Regions from separate parts of the Mus musculus genome. Here region 1 is linked to region 2. The links are chromatin contacts, found by POLR2A ChIA-PET in ENCODE. All regions are on one chromosome and are shown on one strand. Each heading gives the region's core, a stretch centred on a gene start or an enhancer-like site at or near the end of the contact. The rest is flanking DNA. Distances are from core to core; before and after follow the strand shown. Region 1 holds the start of Tyms (thymidylate synthase). Region 2 holds the start of Hadhb (hydroxyacyl-CoA dehydrogenase trifunctional multienzyme complex subunit beta).

Region 1 (4,716 bases), core at 285-2,784, 82 kb before region 2:
GGAAACAGAATTGTTTACTCCTCGGAATGGCTATCAGGGAACTTTGTGACCTCCACTTCGCAGGTACCCAAAGGAAATGCACAAGTGTCCACAGCTTAAGAGGCAAAGGGGTGGTGCAGGTGAGGCAACCCACAAGGCAAAGTGAAAATGCTCAGGTTAGTGGTGTAGTCTGAGTGAAGGTTTTGCAACCAGAGCACTACTTCCAGCTTTAACATCATCGAAAAGCTGAATGAACACTAGAGAGGTAAAGGACAAAAACAAAACACAACTATACTTTAAAAAAAAAAAAAAAAAAAAAAAAAAACCTGTCCACAGTCTAAGCAGAGGACGTGAATTAAAAGGTCTGTGGTTCATCAGGGTCCACAATTCTTGGGAGGTCCTTTAGGCTGGACCAATCTGTGCAGTAGAAGCTGTAGTTTACAGCTCCAGAAAATGTTTGAGACTAAGCAAATGTCCTAAGAGCGGCCATATCCCCACTCAAAGCTACTCTCTACTCCAGTGTCAGGTTGCTCTTCATGTTTCCTGAATGCCACCATTAGCACCCCCATCCTCAGCCAACACCTAGGAGGTTCTGTGCCCTTCCAGGCCCTGTGGTTGATTCCATCCTTTGCTCCTCAACAGCCTCTTGTTACTCTTTAAAAGCCAAGGCTGCAGCACTTGGGAGGCAGAGGCAGGCGGATTTCTGAGTTCGAGGCCAGCCTGGTCTACAAAGTGAGTTCCAGGACAGCCAGGGCTACACAGAGAAACTGTGTCTCGAAAAACCAAAAATAAAATAAAATAAAATAAAATAAAATAAAATATAAAAGCCAAGGCTGTTGGAAGGAAAAACCCCACAGTTCCCGCCTAAGGCCCGGGTCTCCCCCTTTCCCGCGCAGCCGTAGCACCGCCCAAGCCATTTTCGCTCCAATTTTAAAAGCAGCAGCAAAGGGGAGCAGGAGATAAGGGGAGGAAGAAGAGGAGCAAAGTCAAGACCTCAGAGCAGGATTTGGACAAGCTCCCGCAGGTTTCTTCCCACTCCCTCCCTCTGGGCCGCACAACTGGTTGAAACTGGATTCGGGAGAAAAGGTTTAACAGGGACTAAGGTCAAAGGCAGACCTTCAGAACCTGGTTTACTTGAAGTAGTTGTCACCTGGGTCGCGCACGGGAAGTTTAGGACTCCTAGAACCTCAGAGCCCGGGTTAGGGCTATCCAAGAACGCTCGCCCGGCGTCTCCGCGTGCCCAGCTTGCCTGCCGGACGTCCTCCCGCTAATGCAGACCAGCCCCAGTTACCTCTCAGGCTGTATCGTGCCTGCATGCCGAACACCGACAGGGTGCCAGTGCCCGTGCGGTCCTCCTTCTTGAAGCCGCAGCGCAAAATGTGCTCCACCTGCCTCAGGTACTGGAGTTCTCCATGCCGTGGGGCTTCCGCGCTCAGCTGCTGAGCATCGGACTGCAGCTCGGAGCCAACCACCAGCATAACGGAGCAGTCTGGCAGCAGTGTAGTCAGCGACAAAACCAGGACCTTCCTGGCGCTCTTTTCCTCCAACACCAGCCCGCCTCTTCCTGCTGGGAAACTTCCGGCCGCCAGAATCCGTGGCAGACCCCGCCCCCACGTGACAGAAGTGGTTACAGCTTGCAAGGCAAACACCTGCCCACTTTCTCAAATCTGTATTTACCCTATTATGGCATTAAGAGCCTATAGGATCAGGGTGTGGGGATGCATGCCATTAAATCCCAGCTCCTGGGAGATTGAGTCGGCTAGAGGATCTGGAGTTTAAGGCAAGCCTTCACTTCATAGCAAGTTCAAGGCCAGCCTAGGTACTTGAGACCCAGTCTCAAAAAGAGCCTTTGGCTTATACGATACTTGTACTTGGATCTTTATGTAGTTTGGGAACCACAGTAATTTTGGCTTCATAGAATGAATTGGGTAGAGGACCTTCTGTTTCTGTTTTGTGGGATAGTTTGAGAATTGGAATTAAGTCTTTTTGAAGGCCTGATAGAACTCTGTGCTAAGTCCTGGGCTTTTTTTGTTTGGGAGACTATTAGTGACTGCTTCTACTTTTTTAGGGGAAATGGGACTGTTAAGATCATTAATCTGATCCTGATTTAACTTTGGAACCTGGTATCCGTCTAGGAAATTGTCCATTTCATCCATGTTTTCCAGTTGTGTTGACTATAGCTTTTTGTAATACAATCTGGTGATGTTTTGGATTTCCGCTGGTTCTGTTGTTATGTCTCCTTTTTCATTTCAGATTTTGTTAATTAGGATGTTGTTCCTTTGCCCTCTAGTTAGCCTGGCTAAGGGTTTATCTATCTTGTTGATTTTCTCAAAGAACCAGCACCTGGTTTGATTGATTCTTTGAATAGTTCTTTTTGTTTCCACTTGGTTGATTTCCACCCTAAATTTGATTATTTCCTGCTATCTACTTCTCTTGGGTGAATTTGCTTCCTTTAGTTCTAGAACTTATAGGTGTGCTGTCAGGCTGCTAGTGTGTGCTCTCTCTAGTTTCTTTTTGAGGAACTCAGAGCTGAGTTTTCCTCTTAGGAGTGCTTTCATTGTTCTCGTATGTTTGGGTATGTTGTGGCTTCATTTTCTTTAAACTCTAAAAAGTCTTTAATTTCTTTATTTCTTCCTTAACCAAGATATCATTGAGTAGAGTGTTGTTCAGTTTCCACGTGAACTTTGGCTTTCTGTAATTTATGCTGTTATTGAAGATCAGCCTTAGTCTGTGGTGATCTGATAGGATGCATGGGATAATTTCAATATTTTTGTATCTGTTGAGGCCTGTTTTGTGACCAATTATGTGGTCAATTTTGGAGGAGGGACCATGAGGTGCTGAGAAGAAGGTATATTCTTTGTTTTAGGATAAAATGTTCTGTAGCTATCTGTTAAATCCATTTGTTTCATAACTTCTGTTAGTGTCCATGTGTCTCTGTTTAGTTTCTGTTTCTAAGTTCTGTCCATTGGCCAGAGTGGGATGTTGAAGTCTCCCACTATTATTGTGTGAGGTGCAATGTGTGCTTTGAGCTTTACTAAAGTTTCTTTAATGAATGTGGATGCCCTTGCATTTGGAGCATAGATATTCAGAATTGAGAGTTCATCTTGGTAGATTTTACCTTTGATGAGTATGAAGTGCCCCTCCTTGTCTTTTATGATAACTTTGGGTTGGAAGTCAATTTTATGCGATATTAGAATGGCTACTCCAGTTTGTTTCTTTGGACCATTTGCTTGGAAAATTGTTTTCCAGCCTTTCCCTCTGAGGTAGTGTCTGTCTTTGTCCCCGAGGTGGGTTTTCTGCAAGCAGCAAAATGTTGGGTCCTGTTTGTGTATCCAGTCTATTAGTCTATGTCTTTTTATTGGGGAATTGAGTCCATTGATGTTAATAGAAATTAAAGAAAAATATTTGTTGCTTCCTGTTATTTTTGTTGTTAAAGTTGGGATTCTGTTCTTGTGGCTGTCTTCTTTTAGGTTTGTTGAAGGATGACTTTCTTGCTTTTCTAGGGTGTAGTTTCCATCTTTGTGTTGGTGTTTTCCCACTATTATCCTTTGAAGGTCTGGATTTGTGGAAAGATAATATATGAATTTGGTTTTTTCATGGAATACTTTGGTTTCACCATCTATGGTAATTGAGAGTTTTGCTGGGTATAGTAGCCTGGACTGGCATTTGTGTTCTCTTAGTGTCTGTATAACATCTGTCCAGGATCTTCTGGCTTTCATAATCTCTGGTGAGATGTCTGGGGTAATTTTAATAGGTCTGACTTTATATGTTACTTGACCTTTTTCCCTTACTGCTTTTAATATTCTGTCTTTATTTAGTGCATTTGTTGTTCTGATTATTATGTGTCAGGAGGAATTTCTTTTCTGGTCCAGTCTATTTGGAGTTCTGTAGTTTTCTTGTATGTTCATGGGCATCTCTTTCTTTAGGTATGGGAAGTTTTCTTCTATAACTTTGTTGAAGGTATTTGCTGGCCCTTTAAATTGAAAATCTTCATTCTCATCCACTCCTATTATCCGTAGGTTTGGTCTTCTCATTGTGTCCTGGATTTCCTGGATGTTTTGAGTTAGGATCTTTTTGCATTTTCTTTGATTGTTGTGTCCATGTTCCCTATGGAATCTTCTGCACCTGAGATTCTCTCTTCCATCTCTTGTATTCTGTTGCTGATACTCACATCTATGGTTCCTGATTTCTTTTCTAGGGTTTATATCTCCAGAGTTGTCTCCCATTGGGTTTTCTTCATTGTTTCTACTTCCATTTTTAGATCTTCGGTGGTTTTGTTCAATTCCATCGCCTGTTTGGTTGTGTCTTCCTGTAATTCTTTAAGGGATTTTTGTGTTTCTTCTATCTGTTTAGCAATGTTTGCCTGTAGTTCTTTAAGGACTTCTACCTGTTTAGCAGTGTTCTCCTGTAATTCCTTGAGGAATTTTTGTGTTTCCTCTCTAAGGGATTAACTTGTTTAGCAGTATTCTCCTGTAATTCCTTGAGGGATTTTTGTGTTTCCTCTTTAAGGGCTTCTACCTGTTTAGTAGTGTTTTCCTGTATTTCTTTAAGTGAGTCATTAATGCCCTTCTTAAAATCTTCTACTACCATCATGAGATATGTTTTTTTAAATCTGAGTCTTGCTTTTTGGGTTTGTTGGGGTATCCAGGACTTGCTGTGGTGGGTGTACTGGGTTCTGATGATGCCCAGTGGCCTTGGTTTCTGTTAGTAAGATACTCTTTTTTTTTTTTTGTCCAA
Region 2 (4,773 bases), core at 680-3,179:
TACTTCTCCTGTCAAAGAAAAAAAATCACTCTCATTCATTTCACAGATGGGAAAAGAAAGCCCATTTAGATGAAAGGGCAAAGTCAACAGCTAGCTAGTGACAAGAGAACATGTGACCCAATCACCACTCCAGTGCTAACCTGGCTGCCAATTCATGAAAGTACCTTACATCAAATACAGGACCATAGGTGCCTTTTTTCCCCTAAAACTGTTATAAATGTGGAAAAGGAAACACAACCAAGTGCAAACAGGAGACATAGAGATCGATGGATCTTTCTTTCTTTCTTTTTTGGTTTTTCCGAGACAGGGTTTCTCTGTATAGCCCTGGCTGTCCTGGAACTCACTCTGTAGACCAGGCTGGCCCTGAACTTAGAAATCCACCTGCCTCTGCCTCCCAAGTGCTGGGATTAAAGGCGTGTGCCACCATGCCCGGCTCTTTTCTTTTTTTTAAAAGACAGGGTCTCACTGTGTAGCCCTGACTGGCCTGGAACTATGTAGACCAGACAGGAACACAAAGACCCACCTAATATTAAAGGTGAATTAGCACCCAGTCCACTTCACTTTTTTTTTTTTTTTAATTTTTTTTTTTTTTTTTTTTGGTGGGTAGCAATTTTGGCTATTTACACATAATCGATCTATGGAGGTTTTTAAAAAAGTAGAAAAAGATTCAATCAATTAAATGCCAGGGGAGGGTAAGAGAAGTAAATTCTACACGCATCCCTTTTTTTTTGTGAGGAAAATTAAAGTGAATTCACGTTACAAACTAAAGTCTGGGAAGTAACTAGTATCAAGTATGATACACAATGAAGTTACATTTGCCCTTACAGATTTGGGATGTCTGGGAAAAGGCTGTTTTCTAACAACACCCCTTTAACCCTTTCACTGCCAGCTTGAAAAGGAATGCAGTTCCTGGAGCCTGACTGGGAATCGACAGAAATGAGATTAGAAATAGTTTCTAAGTGATCAAAAATTTTTTTCCTCATCAAAATTTCTTTGCCTAAGTCGGAGAACCTCCAGTTTCAACCTTCTATACATTCAAACTAAGATTACTGAAGTGGGAGAGCTGAGTTCTCTGGGGGGGAAAAATGGTTTTGACGGAAAAGATCAAGGAGTGGCATTGATCTGTAAGGCTAGTAGTCAATGTCACCGAGAAGGCTGATAGATATCTCTTATGGCGACTAACATGTAGTAGAGCCTCAAAAATGTGACAGGTCTTACTTAGTCCTCCGAACTTAGCGGTGTCAGGGCCAAGACAAACATTAAGGGAGACAAGAGGGGCGTGAGCTCAGGGCTACAGCAGAGACCTGCGCAAACTGCCAGACTAAGTGGAAAAGACTCAGGAAAGTTAGGGGAGAGCCTGACACTGCCGGAGCAGGGCGAGAGAGGGTGTGACAGTTCCTTTACAAGGACACAGGAAATAGGGTCTCGGAACAGTAGCCCCATTTCCACGGGTCCCGGGAAAGGGGTGGGAGGCAGACAGTGAGAGGCAAACGCTGCTCCCCGCCGCCCCAGTTCCTGAAGGCACTCCGAGACTCTCCCGAGCCCTCTCCAGGCTCACCTCTGGAGCGTAGGATCCTGAAGGCAGAGAAGCGACTGAGACTGCCAATCGCCCGGGACGCCACCATCTTGAGCAGAAGAGGACGAAAGCTCTTCTAGTGGGGGGCAATGGAGCCGAGGGCTTTTCTTTTCTGAGCCTGTCCGGCAGGGTGTCCTAAGTGCCGCCTTACTAAAACGCAGACTCTGAGTTGCCACCCGTCCTGTCGCCCTACCTCTTGCTCTCAACTAAGCGAGCCGAAAGGATGATTTCTCTGAAGGTGAGACTAAGGACCTCCGAGGAGAGGGCGGAGTGTCTGACTTTCTGCTCAGGCGTTCAGCGGGCAGCCCGTAAATGCCGCGGTGATGGCGGGCGGGGCGAGAGGGGGTCCTTGCGGAGCGGGAGCCGCCCCTCGGCGTGGGCGGACGTTTGTCAGTCTGGACTTGACCTTGTTGGCAGCGGCAGTTTTCGCGGACTCTAAGGTGCGGCAGCGCGCTTCTCGGTTTTCTTCTGATTTCCCCACAGGCAGGTGCCACTTTGCTCCCGACTCTTCTCGTCGATGCCCGCGGCCGCTTCCCTTTGCTGTGAGGGTCGAAGTCCCAAGAGCGGGACAGGCTGGTCCAGGCCTCCAGTGCGAACCGCCTCAGGGCGGGCGGTGGTCGCGTTCTCGCGTAGCTCGCGGCAGCGGTGTCTTCTGTCTGCATTTGTCACTTCAGGTTTACGAATGGATTGCGTGTGTGTGAAACGCTGGGCTGTGTCAGAGCGGTGTCGTTTCCCCTGTTGTTGACCTGTCTAGGCAGTCTGGCGGCTGTAGAGATTGAGAACGCGTCGTTAAGTGCGGGTCTCGGGGGTGAAAGCAGCCAAGACAGTCCTCCAGTCTGCTTGGTGATCCAGGGTTCACGGACATTTTCTAACCCAGCAAACATCTGGGCAAACCTGCCACCCCTCACTCTTTTTTCTGTGAAGTAGCCGTAGCTAGTGACTGAGACTGCGCCACAGGTGGTAGAATTAGTCTAGAACCTAAGTCTACTTTTAATTGAGAGTTCAGCTCTTCTGGGCGCCAGGGTGTGAGTTGTTTGTTTTGGTGCTGGAAAGATGAGCCCTGAAATAAACTGATTGTTTTCAAAAGAAAGTAAAGTCAGCTTCCGGTGTGTGCACCATTTTGTTTAATACGCACAAACCCCACGTTTCATTTGCACTTTCGGTGACTTGACAGGCTCAGAAAGATTATAATACCTTCTCTGTGGCAAGCCAGGATTCAAACAGAAGTGGCACTTGCTAGTTAATTGATTATTCTGCCACACAGGAAAGAAATGGCTAAAATGATTCTAGAAAGAAAGGAGCGTCCTGTTTTAAAGCTCTAGTCAAACTAAGTCTTCCACCACCAAGAACACTTTAAGCTGGTACTAAATGACCACTTCGGAGTAAATTGCAAAAAAGGAACCCTTTTCCCATACCACGCCTTCCACTACACCTATTTCATATCCTTTTTTTGTAAAGAGCCACACAGAAAATAGTTTGTTTTGTGAGCCCACCCTGTGCTCTGTTACATACTTGTTTTGTGTTGCCTGCAGCTTTTTATCATTTTTCCTAAACTAGAGATGGAACTGACAAAAACGGAACCATTCACACACATACACGTTGCAACTCTTTGAAGGTGTAAAAACCAGAGCTGGTAGAGATCTTGTTCATATGGGCCCTGGCTTCACAGTTAGCCCTTCAAAATTGGGGGGTGGGGGGTGGAGGGAGGGGGAACGACCCCAAAAAACAAGAAATCATGTGAAAGAAAAACACTTTTATTGAGGGTTTTGGGTTATATTTTGCTAATGCTTGATTTAAAGTGCCTTTTTTTTTTTTTTTTTTTTTTTTGGTTTCCTGCATTCTCGGTGAAATTATGAGATCTATCAAGTACAAAGGTTTTTTTGTTGTTGTTTGATAATTAGCACGTTAGTGCAAAGGCTTAGAGGAGAACTAAGTATATTTATATCTTCACCCACTAATAATAGAAAACACATAAATAAACCTTTCTAGATAAAAGGCAACATACCTGTATTTAGGTGTCTATTTAATTATCTCAACAACTCTAAAACTGTGTACATTTTACTAAAGGGCCAGAAACAGAAACGTTAAGCAACTTGCTTCGGGTCCTACAGCTGCAGTGAGGGAGGCTCTGATTTGCACTTGGAGTCTGTTCTTTGATGTTGTAGTAACTGTCAAGTCACCCCATCTTGCTTTTATATTCTTCACCTACCCTTCTTTCTCTTTTGTCTTCCCATGTGCCTCTGTGCTACCTAAGCCTAAACTACCCAAGTATTGACATGTTTTGAATACTTTTCTGTTAAAATTTCTGTATTTCTGAAGCTTTGTAAATGACAACAAAGGCCAGCCTTCCAATACAGTAGTATAGTTTTTTATTTGTTTTGTTTTTGTTTCGGCTTTTTTAGTCTGGGTCTCTGTATTATGTCCCTCTGGCTGTCCTAGAACTGGCTAATTCAGGCTGGTCCCACACTTATAGAGATCTGCCTGCCTCTGCCTCTTAAGTGCTTAGATTAAAGGCGTGTACCATTATGGTATGTGCTGCCTAGTGTGTATCACCTGGTGTACAGTCTTGTAGTAAGCCTTTAGTTTTTGCATTTTTATTTAATATGCATTATGGATGTCAGTATAAACATGCATATCTTGTTTTATTTTCTCCCAAACTCCTGAATATTCAAGATATATTTATGATACAGATCAACTATTTCTACTGATCTGCATTTATGTTAGTCCCAACTATAAATAGTTCTATAATGAGCATTTCAAGTATTCCTATAGAAACCAATTAGAGGAAATTTAAGATTCAGAATTCACAATCTGGAGCCAGGTCTGTAATCCTAGCACGCAGAATGATAGGCCATAGGTTCAAGGCCATCCTGGGTTAAATAGTAAGTACCAGCCTAACCAAGGCTGCCACACTTAAGCCCTGTCTAAAATAAGAAAACCCCGACTGTTTGTAGTTTGATGGGTAGCACAGGCACCTAGAGGACTAAGTAACCCAGGAAGATGATGAGTTTTAGGCCAGCCTAGGGTTCAGAGCCAGACCTTGCCTCCAAGTAACATGTAAATAGAAGTATTTAAAGATTTTTTTGTTAGTGTGGATATTTTAGTTTGATTGATTCTGGGGATCAAACTCAGGGTACATGATGGAAAAATGCCCTGCCACTGAGCTGTACTCTAAGCCCTGGGGATCTAATTGCTTA

What was found. ChIA-PET counts read pairs that join two places held with the same protein, here RNA polymerase II (POLR2A).
Region 1: POLR2A ChIA-PET joins it to region 2 with 10 read pairs in Patski. The contact joins the promoter of Tyms here to the promoter of Hadhb in region 2. POLR2A ChIA-PET finds 5 or more read pairs at or near these places in 2 of 5 experiments (Patski and embryonic stem cell).

Annotation. Positions count from the first base shown.
Region 1 is chr5:30,072,091-30,076,806 of GRCm38, forward strand. Tyms (thymidylate synthase) reads right to left here and starts at 1,535. Exons shown (of 7, transcript NM_021288.4): 1 at 1,271-1,535. The coding sequence starts at 1,457.
Region 2 is chr5:30,153,324-30,158,096 of GRCm38, forward strand. Hadhb (hydroxyacyl-CoA dehydrogenase trifunctional multienzyme complex subunit beta) reads left to right here and starts at 1,930. Exons shown (of 16, transcript NM_145558.2): 1 at 1,930-2,016. Hadha (hydroxyacyl-CoA dehydrogenase trifunctional multienzyme complex subunit alpha) reads right to left here and starts at 1,657. Exons shown (of 20, transcript NM_178878.3): 1 at 1,559-1,657. The coding sequence starts at 1,625.